Regions from separate parts of the Homo sapiens genome. Here region 2 is linked to region 1. A link is a contact called in ENCODE Hi-C or POLR2A ChIA-PET data. All regions are on one chromosome and are shown on one strand. The core of a region is the stretch at or near the end of the contact, and the rest is flanking DNA. Distances in the headings are between cores, read along the strand shown. Region 1 has its middle 27 kb from the start of ZFAND6. Region 2 overlaps ZFAND6 (zinc finger AN1-type containing 6).

The links. A loop is a pair of places that touch in the nucleus more often than their neighbours do. ChIA-PET counts read pairs that join two places held with the same protein, here RNA polymerase II (POLR2A). Pooled maps may share reads with other maps.
Region 2: a loop to region 1 is called in a pooled map, with 7 times the contacts of the local background. The contact joins two enhancer-like sites. A Hi-C loop is called at or near these places in 1 of 168 maps with a recorded cell type or tissue (endothelial cell of umbilical vein), 5 of 37 single-sample maps with no recorded cell type and 8 of 50 pooled maps. POLR2A ChIA-PET finds 5 or more read pairs at or near these places in 2 of 52 experiments (OCI-LY7 and naive thymus-derived CD4-positive, alpha-beta T cell).

The regions. Positions count from the first base shown.
Region 1 is chr15:80,029,489-80,036,322 of GRCh38, reverse strand. No RefSeq gene overlaps it. Among named protein-coding and RNA genes, the nearest start is that of ZFAND6, 27 kb to the left of the region's middle. RefSeq lists enhancers at 2,085-2,828, 2,829-3,572, 3,573-4,318. Within about 2 kb of position 2,667, at least 13 of the 41 ENCODE cell types and tissues checked have a DNase peak (open chromatin) inside an H3K27ac peak, as active enhancers do.
Region 2 is chr15:80,103,410-80,110,243 of GRCh38, reverse strand. The region is part of intron 2 of ZFAND6 (zinc finger AN1-type containing 6); the gene reads right to left. Among named protein-coding and RNA genes, the nearest start is that of FAH, 46 kb to the left of the region's middle. Within about 2 kb of position 4,488, at least 3 of the 41 ENCODE cell types and tissues checked have a DNase peak (open chromatin) inside an H3K27ac peak, as active enhancers do.

The DNA of each region.
Region 1 (6,834 bases), core at 1,418-3,917:
TAGAGGCCCAGCAATGGTTCTGAAACCCTAATGTATATGAGAATCACCTTGAGAGCTAATGCAGCTGGCTGAGGTCCAGGCTCATTGGAGTACACAAGGGCCTGGGCCTTTGTGTTTTCACCATGTGCTCCAGATGAGCTCAAGCTCATTCCAGCCAAGAATTGAGAACCACTGGGTTCAAGGCTTGCTACTCAAAGTGTGGTGTGTGGACGGGCAGCATCAGTATTATCTGAGTGCTTGCTACAAATGTAGCATCTCTGAGCCCACCAGGACCTACTAAATCAGTGTTGTCATTTTGACAAGGTCCTTAAGGATTTTTATTCACCTTATAATTTGGGAAGCATTAGAGCTGGATCATAGAGGAACTGGGCAGCAGGTGGGCCCCAAGAAAAGTTGGCCCCAGGCCCAAAGAAAAGACTTCAGCTGAACAAGGTCACTCATCTGAACTGACAAAAACAAGGAAGAGTCCAGTCAGACAAAAGAACTCTCAAGTGAGGAGAACAGGAGCCGTCTGTTACTCAAGGAAATGGATCCCGAGTCTGGGGTGGCAAAGAAATCTTGGGGAGCAACACAGGCCCTGGCCAGGCCAGAGGTCAACTGCAACAATAGGCCCCAGGTGCTCATCTCATTTGCAGGGCCTCTCACAGGCCACATTTGTGCTTTGCCCAGGCTCCCTGCCCCAGGCCAGTGCCTGCCTGAGTCCTAACCCCTCCAACTTTGCTCTTTCTTAGCCCCAAACTCAGCCTTCACATCTGGTGATGAAATGCAGCTTCTTTGCTTCACAGGCCCTGATAACCAGCCTGCATTCCCTGTTGCTCTAGGAAACTCTCCTGGGGAGTCTGGGAGTGGAGAGTGCATTTGGAAAGCCCCTAGGTGGTTCTGATAGACAGCTCCTATACATGACTCCACTTTGTGGGTTCCAGAAACTACCAGTCTGTCCCCTGATCCATCAGGCCTAACAAGTAAGATCTCCACTGCTAGTGAAGGCAGATCACTGCACTGTCTCTGGGGTTCCTGTCTATCCCACCCATAAGTTGGTAAGTAGTCCTTTTGAAAATAAATCTTCCTCATGTTATCCTAACTTGAGTGCACCTGTCGGGATCCTGATTGATACAATGGATCAATGATGGGAAACATCCCATCCTTAGTGGGAGATCTCATCTCAACCCACAGTGGTACCGACAGGGTAAGCTTACCAGAATCCAGGAGTGCAACATTGGAATTTGACATGTACAACAAGGGGCTCATTTTACTACAAGAGATATAGGGAAAACATCCTAACAGTAGGCACAATCTAACCATGAACCACACCCCAGAAAGGGAGTGAGCCACCCATGAAGGCAGATTCAAGCAAAAGCTTAAGGCCCATTTATCGACAGAGTACAGCAAGTTTGCTTTCCTGCTCAGGTGGGAGGCTGGGCTCAGTGACCCAGACAGTTCCCTCCAGCTCTGAGGCTGTGTCTACAAATAGCCCCGTGATCCTCCTACACCCTCCTCACAGCTCTCCAGGGACTCAGGTGCTAGCTGATGGTAAATGTGTTGATGGGGGAAAAATAAAAGATTGGAACTTCCCTTAATACCTTGTTTTCCTCCTCATCACCCGACTGATGGTGACTGACCCTGAGGGTGCAGATGGGTGGGGTGGGGATAGAACCCAAAAGCATTGTCAGCTCAGAAGGTCAGAAAAGTCAGCATGCAGATTTCCCAGGAGGCGTATGTAAAACATAGGATCCCCATCTAGGCAGCTGCCAGACCCGAGGCTGTGGGCGGTGGAGCAGCCAACATGCCGGAGATCTGCCCAGGAAACTCCAGCACATGGGAAGTCTGGCAGGCAAAAGGCAAGGCCACTTCAGGGGGGAAGGGGGCAGGCGGCAGTCAGATATTGGCCAAAGGGGCCTGCGCAGCCTTAAAAGAGTCCCCATGGAGTGGGAAAGTGAGAAACGGCTGGGTTTCAGGCAGCATGCATTTTCTGGCTTGGTCCCTGGGGTCTTGGTGTCCCGTATTTCAGTTGCAACAGAAGAGAATTTAGGAGGCGGGTAGAGGGGAGTACATGGCAGGAGTCAGAGGCTTTAAGCCCCACTGAACAGAGAGAGACTAAGACCACTCTTTTTTTTGTTTGTTTGTTTTGTTTTGTTTTGTTTAAGACAGAGTTTCACTCTTGTCGCCCAAGCTGGAGTGCAATGGCACGATCTCGGCTCACTGCAACCTCCACCTCCTGGGTTAAAGTGATTCTCCTGCCTCAGCCTCCCAAGTAGCTGGGACTACAGGCGTGCGCCACCATGCCTGGCTAATTTTTGTATTTTTAGTAGAGACAGGGTTTCACCATCTTGGCCAGGCTGGTCTCGAACTCCTGACCTCATGATCTACCCACCTCGGCCTCCCAAAGTGCTGGGATTACAGGCGTGAGCCGCCGCGCCCGGCCATAAGACCACTCTTAACTCATTCATTAGTGAACCCCTGCTCCATGGAGTACCATGCTAGCTGCTAAGGATAGAGTGATGAAGAGCAGCAGGGTCTCCACCCTCCTCACTGGCTCAAGGCCACTTGTCCTGCCTCCATCAGGACTAACTAAGCAGCCGAGGTGTGGCTGAGTCAGCAGGCAGGAAGTGTGAGTGGCCTGCATCTTAGGAGCTGGGGCTGGCAGGGTGCCAGATTAGAGAGGCAGGTGCTGAGGCTAAGATTCCACGCAGCAGTTAATGCCTCTCCCTCTATTATCCCCGATCCAGACCAGCTGTCCTGGCGTGTGTGCAGACCTGCAAGTTCAGCAAAGCCCACAGACTTCAGTGTGACCAACTGTCCCAGTTTGCCCAGAACTGGTTTGGTTTTAGCATTGTCCCAGGAAACCCCTCTAGTGCAGGACTGAGGTCCTTGGGGCTGAGTGAGGAGTGGCCGCATGCCAAATGAGTAATTGCTGGTGCTGTGGCAAAGCCCCCAGGCTTGGTCCTTGGAAGTTTGAACACTGTTGGGCTGGTGTTTGTTCCCAGCTGCCCTGAATGACCACACAGCTGGGTGTTTGGGAAACAATTAGTGGCATTCCTGACCCAAATACCTCCAATCTTGTTCATTAGTCACTCATATATGAGGAAATGAATTCAGGAAAAACACAATCATATATTATTTTGGTGTGAGTGTCTGCTCCCCAGTGTCACCCTGGTGTTTCGTTCTCTTATCACTCTAGATTGTGAATTTTTATTTGTAGCTGTCTTTCCCACCAGGTTCTCTCATAGAATCCTGAGTCTGGTGACTTAGTGTATCGCACATAATAGGGACTCCAGAAGTGTTTCATGAATAAATGCATGAAGATTCAATCTGTCTGTTGCAGAAACTAGGAGCCAAAAGGGCAGAATGAATGGTGAAACTGATCATTTTGAAAAGCGGTAAGTCAAAGTGAGAGGACCAGAATAGACACTGTAGGAAGTCTGGTTTCAAGCCAGCAAACAGGAAGCATTCAAACAACAACTCACAATCGTCCATGGGGCCTCGTTTGTTAGATTTCCTGGCAGAGGCTCTGTTTGTTTAGGGGCCTCCCTTCCAGCTGCTTTGCTGCCAGGCCCAATGTCTTCTCTCTTTTGCTGGCTGTTCATTCCTCCAACGCACATTTACTCAGGCACTGAGTCAGGCACTGGGCTGGGCATTGGGAAGGTGCAGAGGCTAGAAACAGGATGTCCTCCTAGGGGATGCATTATACACACACACACACACACACACACACACACACACACACACACACACAGCCAAGATGCAGTAGGAAAAGCAGTTAAGGCTGGGCGTGGTGGCTCACGCCTGTAATCCCAGCACTTTGGGAGGCCAAGGCGGGCAGATCATGAGGTCAGGAGAGCCAGACCATCCTGGCTAACACGGTGAAACCCCGTCTCTACTAAAAAATACAAAAAATTAGCCGGGCGTGGTGGCGGGCGCCTGTAGTCCTAGTTACTCGGGAGGCTGAGGCAGGAGAATGGCATGAACCTAGGAGGCGGAGCTTGCAGTGAGCCGGGATCGTGCCACTGCACTCCAGCCTGGGTGACAGAGCGAGACTCCGTCTCAAAGAAAAAAAAAAAAAAAGAAGTTAAGTGTCAGGAGGTATGGGTGCCTTCTTTTGAAGGGCGTTGTGTGACCTGACAGGTGTAAGCCAAGCTCTTTAAAGGCCAAAAGGATGCCATCCCCTGTTTGACGTGGGCCTGCCCTGCAGCTCCTCCTTGCATCTCCTGCACCTGCTTTCTTGCTCATCTCTGCAGGCTCTAGGCTTGTCTCTATATATGACTGTCAAATGCCACTGGCATGTAAGTGCTCCACTTGGCTCTCAGCCCCTCCTGTGCTGGCTGACACTGGCAGCTGACTGTGTTTTACTCATTCTCAACTCCACCCTCTCCTGCCCAATTGACTTTGATGCTGGGTGTTTGCCTCCTATGCCTACCAGCGCATTAAATTTTTATATGCAATGCTTCCTCTTTGCAGGCAGTGGGTTGGGTGCTGGGACTCTATTGGTAAACAAGTTTCTGTGGAGCTCATTATGGAGGAGGAGGGAGACAATAACCAGTCAATTATATCCAGTGTGATAAGTGCTATAATGGCCTAAGCTCCTGGGGCCATAGGGTGGAGTAGGGATTGGAGGTGGCCAAACCTGAAGTAAGGAGACCAGCAAGGAGGCTGCAGCTCTGTTTTTCAGTGGTACGTTGTGCCATGATTACAGTTCCATTTCTTTATCCATCTGTCTCCACCACCCATCTCTTCATTCATTCATGGGCTCCTTCAACAAGCTCTTGAAACACCTATTATGTGTCAGACACCCTGCTAGGTCCTGGGAATACCATGATAAAAAAGACTGGTTCTTCTACCACATTGGACTTTTGGCTTCCCAAATGTGTCCAGCTCCTCCCTGCCTCAGAGTCTTCACACTCACTGTTCCCTCTGCTTGAAAGATCATAGTCCCCATCTCCTTGACCAATTTACCTCCTCTAGCCTTTAGACCTCAGCTCAAAAGTCACCTCCTCAAGGAGGATGTCCCTGACCTCTTAACCAGTTCAGAGCCCCATTATGATGTTCTCACAGCAACCTGTAATTTTCTTTCATAGCACCTGTAATTACATATTTATTAGTGAGACTATTTCATTAGCGTTGGTCTCCCCAACACTTGGTCCTCTGTCAAGGACTCATTTATTATAACATTTATACTGTCTAACCCCTGGTAATGTATTTAATACATATAAATTAAGTGGATGGATAGATGATGGTTGGATGGATGGGATGGATGGATAGATGATTGCATAGGTTGATGGATAGATGATTGCATAGGTTGATGGATAGATGATTGGAAGGTTGGATGGATGGGATGGATGATTGGATGTTTAGATGGATGAATGCTTGGATGGTTGAATGGATGGATGGTTGGTTGGATGGATGGTTGGTTGGATGGATGGATGGATGGATGGATGGATGGATGAATGGATGAATGAACTGGAGCTGAGGCAGAGTAAAGGCAAGGACACATTCAGAGACTGATCCAGTAGTCAGAGCAGAAAAGAGATGAGAATTGGTGAATGGGCCAAGACAGTAAAAGTGGAAAAGCTGAGGAGGGAATTGACAGCAGGAATCTGCAGAATTTGGTCTCTGATTGAATGTCAGGGGTGAAGCAGAGGGAGGAGTGCAAGGTGACAGCCAAGCTTCTGACTGAGGGCTAGGGAGGCTGGAAACAAAGGAGAGCAAATCTGGAGGTGTAGGATAAAGAGGATGACTCCTGAATTTAAGAATCTGCTGAGGCAATCAAGTGGAAATTTAAAATGATTTTGGGCCACTATGGTAGTTAAGATAATACTGCTATCTGCCATAAGAAATAAATTCTACAATTTCAGTGGCTTAACACTATAGATGTTTTGGGTTTATTTTATTTTATTTTTGTTTTGCTCCACATGACAATCCGATGCAGGTATTTCAGATCAGCATGGCAACAAGGTGACATGGTGGTTTAGGGGACCAGACTCCTTCCCTCTTGTGGCTCCACCATATCATCTTAGCCCAAAAGGGCCATCTAGCATTTAAACCCTCTTGCAAACTTTATAAGGCAGAGCCTACCTCCCACCATAAAGCGAAAAATGCCCAACTCGTACTTTCTCAGATTTCCTTGCGTCCAAGGCACCGGCACATGGCCTAGTCACTGTCATTCAGACACTTCTCCCTCAGACTTTGATTTGGAAGCTAATGGCATACAGAATCCATTCAGGTGAAGGAGGCAGCAGGAGAGTTTGTCCTGCCAGTGTTCTGAGGCTGGCATGGCACCTATTCCAGCTGCAGCATCTAGTATTCAATGTCAGTGATATTAGTGGCCCAGGATTCTATGACTTTGTCCACTGATGGCACTTCTGTGGCATGATCTTTGACGTTTTTTGCTGTGTTGCCTAGTGTCCTTTCAGAGATTCTGTGAACTATTTAATATTTTTAACATTTTTTTTCTGTGTAAATTCACGAAGGTTGCTTTCTGTTGCTTGCAACTAGACACTTGGTCTCATATAGGCGAAGTATAAATGTACAGATAGCATTTGGATATGCAGTTGTAGAGCTTAGGAAATCTGGGGCAGAGATATTCATGGAGGTGGTTAAAGCCATGGGAGTGGATACGACTGCTCTGCTGCTGGGCACGGTAGCTTACGCCTGTAATCCCAAGGCTGAGGCAGGTAGATATCCTGAGTTCAGGAGTTTGAGACCAGCCTGGCCAACATGGTGAAACCCCATCTCTACTAAAAATACAAAAATTAGTGGGACATGGTGGTAGGCGCCTGTAATTCCAGCTACTCAGGAGGCTGAGGCACAAGAATCGCTTGAACCCAGGAGGCGGAGGAT
Region 2 (6,834 bases), core at 3,239-5,738, 72 kb before region 1:
TGGTAGTCAGGCCTCATGCAGTTCCTTCCCACATTTTATCAGTGTTGGTCTGGGAGATCAACAGAATACCATGGAAGTAATGGCATATCTTCCAAGTCTAGGGCATAAGAGACACTGTGGTTTCTGCTTTGCTTTCTCTCTTGGTAACTCACTCTGGAGAAGCTGAGGGCCATTTCACAGAGAAAGGCTCATGTGACGAGTAGCTGAGGTCTCTGGCCAACAGCTATATGAGTGAACCAGGAAGCCGATCTTCTCTAGCCCTGATCAAATCTTTGAATGACTGCAGCCTTAGCTGACATGTGAACTGCAACCTCATGAAACACTCTGGGCCAAAACCATACAGCTGAGGCCCTTCTATATTCCCAACAGAAACTGTGTGAGATAATAAATATTTGTTGTTTAAGCCAGTGAATTTTGGGTTAGTTTCTTATGCAGCAATTGATAACACAGCTTCTGGTATATATATCTCCCTGCTTCTTGCCCCGCTATACTTTATTTTCAACACAGCAGCCAGTGATCCTATTAAAATCTAAATCAATCACACTGCCTGCTTACTCAAAATCTTCCAGTGGCTTCCCAACTTACAAAGCGTTAAAAGACAAATTCTTTACCTTGACTTAAAGGCTCTTCATGATCTGGTCCCCCATTACATGACTTCCTCTTTTACTCCCCTTCCTACCATACACGTTGCTGGGTATGACAGGTATTTTCCTGTCTGAGGCCTTTGTACTTGCTATTCCTTCTACTTTCCAGAAATCCTTATGACTAGGTTCTTCACCTCCTTCAGGTCTCTGCTCAAATGTTACCTTTTTCAAGGAGGAATTCCCTTGCCACTTATTTAAAATTGTCCCCAGCATCAATTCCGGTTTTATTTTTCTTCAACGTCCTTATCCTAATCTTAATTTACTATTATATTGTGTCTCCCCTTTGCTAAAATGTTACCTCCCTAATGGCAGGGATTTTGTCCATTTTGTTCACTGATGCTTTGAATAATGCTTGGTAAATGGCAGGCATTCAATATTGATTGAATGTATGAATGAAACTGCCCTGCCACCTTACCTGCACACCACCACTAGTAGCCAAGGATTTATCCCAAGGCAAAAAACGAGAAAGGCTCCTTTTAAAGAAATTGAATTTGCTGTTTAAGAAGAGATCTAGATCTGTCAGCAAGGTGTGCCACCTATGACTATACAGTTCATGCACTGAACAAAGATGCCTGCAGGCGCGGTGGCTCACACCTGTAATCCCAGCACTTTGGGAGGCCGAGACAGGCAGATCACTTGAGGTCAGGAGTTCAAGACCAGCCTAGTCAACATGGTGAAATCCTGTCTCTACTAAAAATACAAAAATTAGCCAGGCGTGGTGGCAGGCGTCTGTAATCCCAGCTACTCTGGAGGCTAAGGCAGAAGTGCTTGAACCCAGGAGGCGGAGGCTGCAGTGAGCCATGATTGCACCACTGCACTCCAGCCTGGGCAACAGAGTGAGACTCCAAAAAAAAAGAAAAAAAACAAAAAAACAAGGATGCCTGGCCTCATGCTCCAAGCTTTTGGGCATCTTTTCCATTCAGCCTACTCAGAAAGAGGTTCATTTAGCAATGTGACTAATTTAGCATACCAAACAGTAATTCTATTAGTAAAATTAAGTTGCAGTGAATTTCATATTCTCAAACTGACCTAGGTTTCATATCACATACCTTAAAGAACAAGGCACAGTTTTTACCAGCACAAGGCCACCCAATATTCTTATTTGCAAAAAGAGGAACCCGTTCAAATTTTCCCACTGGCTTCCACATTCATGGACATTCATTCTCTTTCTTCTCACGATTACCACAGATTGATCGATCTATCTATGGCTTTTTATTCCCTCTTTGCCCTTAAAGCTTTTAATTCAACTATGTAGACTTTGTACTTCCCCCCAACCCCTCCACCCAAAACCTTTTAAAAAATCTCTTCTCCCCCTAAGGTAAATCTTCAATTGTAAATGAATGTCCTTCCCTAATTTTAAAGTTTAATATATGGTCATTCTCTAAATTTATATCTTTTCTGCTCATGAAACTGCACATTTTTTACAGAAGAAAACTTGCTTTACCATTTACTGAGCAATACTTATATAGAACTTTATGTGCCAAGCACTTATAAATACCAATCCCTTTAATCCTCATAATAGTCCTATTAAGTAGGTACTATTAGCACTCTCATTTTACAGAGAAATAAACTGTTCAAGGACACACAGCTAGTAAGTGAGGAGCTGGGATTCAACCCAAGCAGTTGGCTGGAGTCCACACTCTAAATCAGTAGTTCCCAAAGCGTATCTGTGGACTCCTGGGGATTCTTGAGATCCTTTCAGAGGTCCTTCCCCCTCCCCGCTGCCCTCCCAACCCCATCTTCTCCCCTCCCTTCCCCTCTCCCCTCTCCTCTCCTCTTTTCGACAGAGTTTTGCTCTTGTTGCCCAGGCTGGAGTGCAGTGGCACGATCTTGGCTCACTGCAACCTCCGCCTCCCAGGTTCAAGTGATTCCCCTGCTTCAGCCTCCTGAGTAGCTGGGATTTACAGGTGCCTATCATCATGACTTTTTGTGTTTTTAGGAGAGACAGGGTTTCACCATGTTGGCCAGACTGGTCTTGAACTCCTGACCTCAGGTGACCCACCCGCTTCAGCCTCCCAAAGAGCTGGGATTACAGGCATGAAACACTGCGCCCAGCCCCTATTTTCATAATAACAAGAACTTGTTATTCGTCTTATTCACTGTGTTGACATTTGCATTGGCAGTGTAAAAGCAATGAAGGGTAAAACAGCTAGAGCTTTAACATGCCATCAAGACAGCGGCACCAAACCATACTATAATAGTACAGTTGTCGTTATATGACAAGGAGATGTCACATAATATGGTGATGTCATTATGTAATGACTACCTAATAGTAGTCATTATATTCATCACCATACTCTCACAGTTAAAAAACAAAAAACCAGTTTCACTTGCTGAGTATTCCTGATGAAACAAATTATTTTTACTAAATCTATTTTTTTTTTGACACGGAATTTTGCTCTTGTTGCACAGGCTGGAGCGCAGTGGCGCAATCTTGGCTCCCTGCAACCTTTGCCTCCTGGGTTCAAGTGATTCTCCTACCTCAGCCTCCCGACTAGCTGAGATTACTGGCGTCCGCCACCATGCCTGGCTGATTTTTTTGTATTTTTAGTAGAGACGGGGTTTCACCATGTTCATCAGGCTGGTCTTGAACTCCTGACCTCAGGTGATCCACCCACCTCAGCCTCCCAAAGTGCTGAGATTACAGGCGTGAGCCACTGCGCCCGGCCCTTTTATTAAATCTTGATTCTGATTACACTTCATTGTATTTTTCCTCTTTCACCTATTTTGAGATACGTCACCCCAGAGTAAAGCCTTCCTCAATCTAGTTTCTTATCCACATACTGGAAACTGAAGTCTCTATCCTTGCAGAGGTTTTTGGCACACAGTTCTTAATTAGTCTCCCATTTCAGGGAAAAGGGTTACTGAGGAAAAAGATACCTACACAAATTCAGAGGAAAACAACTTACTTGTAATAACACTGTCCTTCAACATGAATTAAAATATGCATAATGAGCAAATAATAAGTTTCTAGGCACAAAGAGCCTATAATATGGAAGCAAAAAAAAAAAAAACAAATTTAACATACTGAAAAAATTATTTGGTTTTTTCAGAGTTATATTCCCAGCACTCTAGATTAGGGCTGGCAAATTTTTTCTCTAAAGCACCAGAGAGCAATTATTCTAGGCTTTGTGGGCCATAGAGTCTGTCATAACTGCTCAATTTCGCCTTTACAGTAAAAAAGAAGCCACAGACAATAAGTAAATGAATAGGAATGGCTGTGTTTCAATAAAACTTTTATTTACAATAAGGGGTGACTAGAATGGATTTGGTGAGTGGGTCATAGTTGGCCAATTCCCGCTCTAGATTAATGCCAGGCACATAGGAGGTACTCAAATACATGCTGGATGAATAAATGATTTCACAACTATTTTGGTTAGAGATATTATCAGGAAAGACATAGCAAAATTCCATGACTATAAGCAAGTACTTTCTTTTGTCATAGCTCTTTGTTCAAGGATATCTTGATAAACTTATCGTACCTATCACTCCGCTAGCTATTAAACACTGTAAAAGATATTTAGGACACACAGTTCTGCTCTCATCAATGTAGGTACAAGAACAGAAATACTAATGTCTGATTTTCACGTATCTGCACAAACATCACATCTAACTCCAAAATTACAACTTTATTAGCCACAAAACCACAAAATGTTAAGTATCAAAACCACAAAGTTTTAGAATACACCACTCTCACTTCATAGAGGTATATAAAAATGGATGCCAGAAATGATTGCAAGATACTTCAGAAACTGATTTTCTTTCAGTTAAAACGTAACACACCTTGTAGGGATGACTAACAAATGCATCATGAAAGGAAGTTTAACTACAAATCACTGCAAAACAACTGTTATATATACAGGGACAACTTGATATGTAGTAAAAAGAAAAAAGAACTGACTCATCTTCAAGTTGGTTGTGAATATAAACTTCCTACTTAGATAAGTGCTTAGCCTGAAGTACTTCATTTAAGATAGTTATGATGCCTGTCCTTTCTAACTCATAGAATTTTGAGGGGGTCAACTGGGACGGTGATTGTGAAAATACTTTAACCCGTAAGTTGCAATATAAAGCTCAGTTCAGAATTGGGTGGCTTATTTAAGTCACATATCTGCAGTTCATCATGAGAGAGAGAGGTTCAAACTGTCCACTATTTAATAGTAGCTGCAGTCATAAATCCAAGACTCCTTATTTACCCATAGCTCACAAAGGGCAGGTTCATAAAAGTTCTCCTTGCCACAGAGACAGTAATCACCTGTTAGGAGATCTGTGAATAGGCCTCACTTCCACCTGAGATGATACCGTTTTTTATTAAAAGTGTGATGGAATGGTTTCTAACATCCTCCTCTCAAAAGTTTATAAAATGATGTATCAATTACTCTGGATAACTGGCAACAAAAATTTACTATGTGCTTACGCTCAATATTTATAACTGTAAAGGAAGGATAAAAGCAAGTATGTGGTCTACCAGGGGAGACTTCTGTGTGCCTAGACTACAGGATAGTGGGAAATGATCTTAGAATAAGGCCACATCACAAAATCTGTGTTTCCATGATAAGGAGTCTGAACTTAAACCCACAAGCAACAGGGAATCCCACCACCTTAGAATGAAAAGGGGAGCTTTTTAGAACAAGTGCTGTTCACTAAATATTACTGTTTTTTATATACTTTAAATTGCTCTGAAAAGAATTCTAGGTGACTTTAAAAATGCATGCTGTATGATATCAAAAGTAGGCAAAAATAGTCAATCCAAGTAAAAATGGTTAAAAAAAAATAAGTTAGAAATACTGTCAATAAATAAAATGTATGCCCATAAAGGCCTATTTGCTAATTGGAAGCCATTCAACTCTATTCTTTCAAGGAGCTAATGCAAAGAAGAATATGACTACTTAAGAAAAACAAAATCAGCGACTCAAGAAAAGTACAATGAAATATTACCCCAGATAACATAAGAGGATTTCATCTATAGTTTACAACAAGTAAAACACAAAATGATATGGTCAATAATACCTGAAAAGTAAAATGTAAGTTTCTGGGATGGATGGATGGATGGATGGATGGATTGACTGACTGACTGATTTGAGACAGGGTCTCACTCTGTCGCCCAGGCTGGAGTGCAGTGGTGCGATCTCGGCTCACTGCAACCTCTACCTCCCAGGATCAAGCGATTCTCCTGCCTCAGCTTCCCAAGTAGCTGGGATTACAGGCACACACCACCATACCTAATTTTTGTATTTTTAGAAGAGACGGGGTTTCACCATACTGGCCAAGGCTGGTCTTGAACTCCTGACCTCAAATGATCCACTTGCCTCAGCCTCCCAAAGTGCTGGGATTATAAGGCGTGAACCGCCCACCCAGCCTCTGGCTATTTAGTTCTAATATAAATCAATAGTCTCATGGCCACCTTCAGTTAACAGCCAGTCTTCATGGAGTGGAGCCAGAGTTAAAAATAAAATCCGGCCAGGGGCGGTGGCTCACGTGTGTAATCCCAACATTCTGGGAGACCAAGGCGAGAGGATTGCTTGAGTTCAAGACCAGCCTGGACAACACAGTGAGATCCCCGTCTCTACAAAGAATAAGAAAATTATCTGGGTGTGGTGGTGCACAGCTGTGGTCCCAGCTACTCAGGAGCCTATGGTGGGAGAACCGTCTGAGCCTAGGAAATTGAGGCTGCAGTGAGCTGAGATCACACCACTACACCCCTGCATAGGTGACAGAGCAAGACTCTTGTTTCTTAAAAAAACAATAATAATAATGAACTTATCATTCAGGCTTATCATTTAGGCAATCCTTCATAAAGTTTATTTCTCCTAAGTGTCTGCTTTTGTTCTATCAAAGATTGCTGAGGCAGAGGAAAAGGGTAGGGAGAAAGCAGACTGAGAAGGCAGAATGGGTTACAAATTTCTGCTTCAAATAGAATAGTTCATTTTTGGTGTTTTCACATACCTGGTTTCTGCAAAAGATTTCAATTAAATAAAGGGGCTCAGATGGCTAAAAAATTTGGACACTTTAAGTTCTTGATTAAGAGCAAACTCAACAATGCTCAACAGTAAGCCAATCTGAGGTCGGGCTGATATACTATACCATGAACACTTCAGAGCATATCTAGGCCGCTAGTTACAAGAGTTAAATTTCAGTCAGGCACTTTGAATTGAGATGTTCTGAGTGAATATCCACAAGTTACCAATTA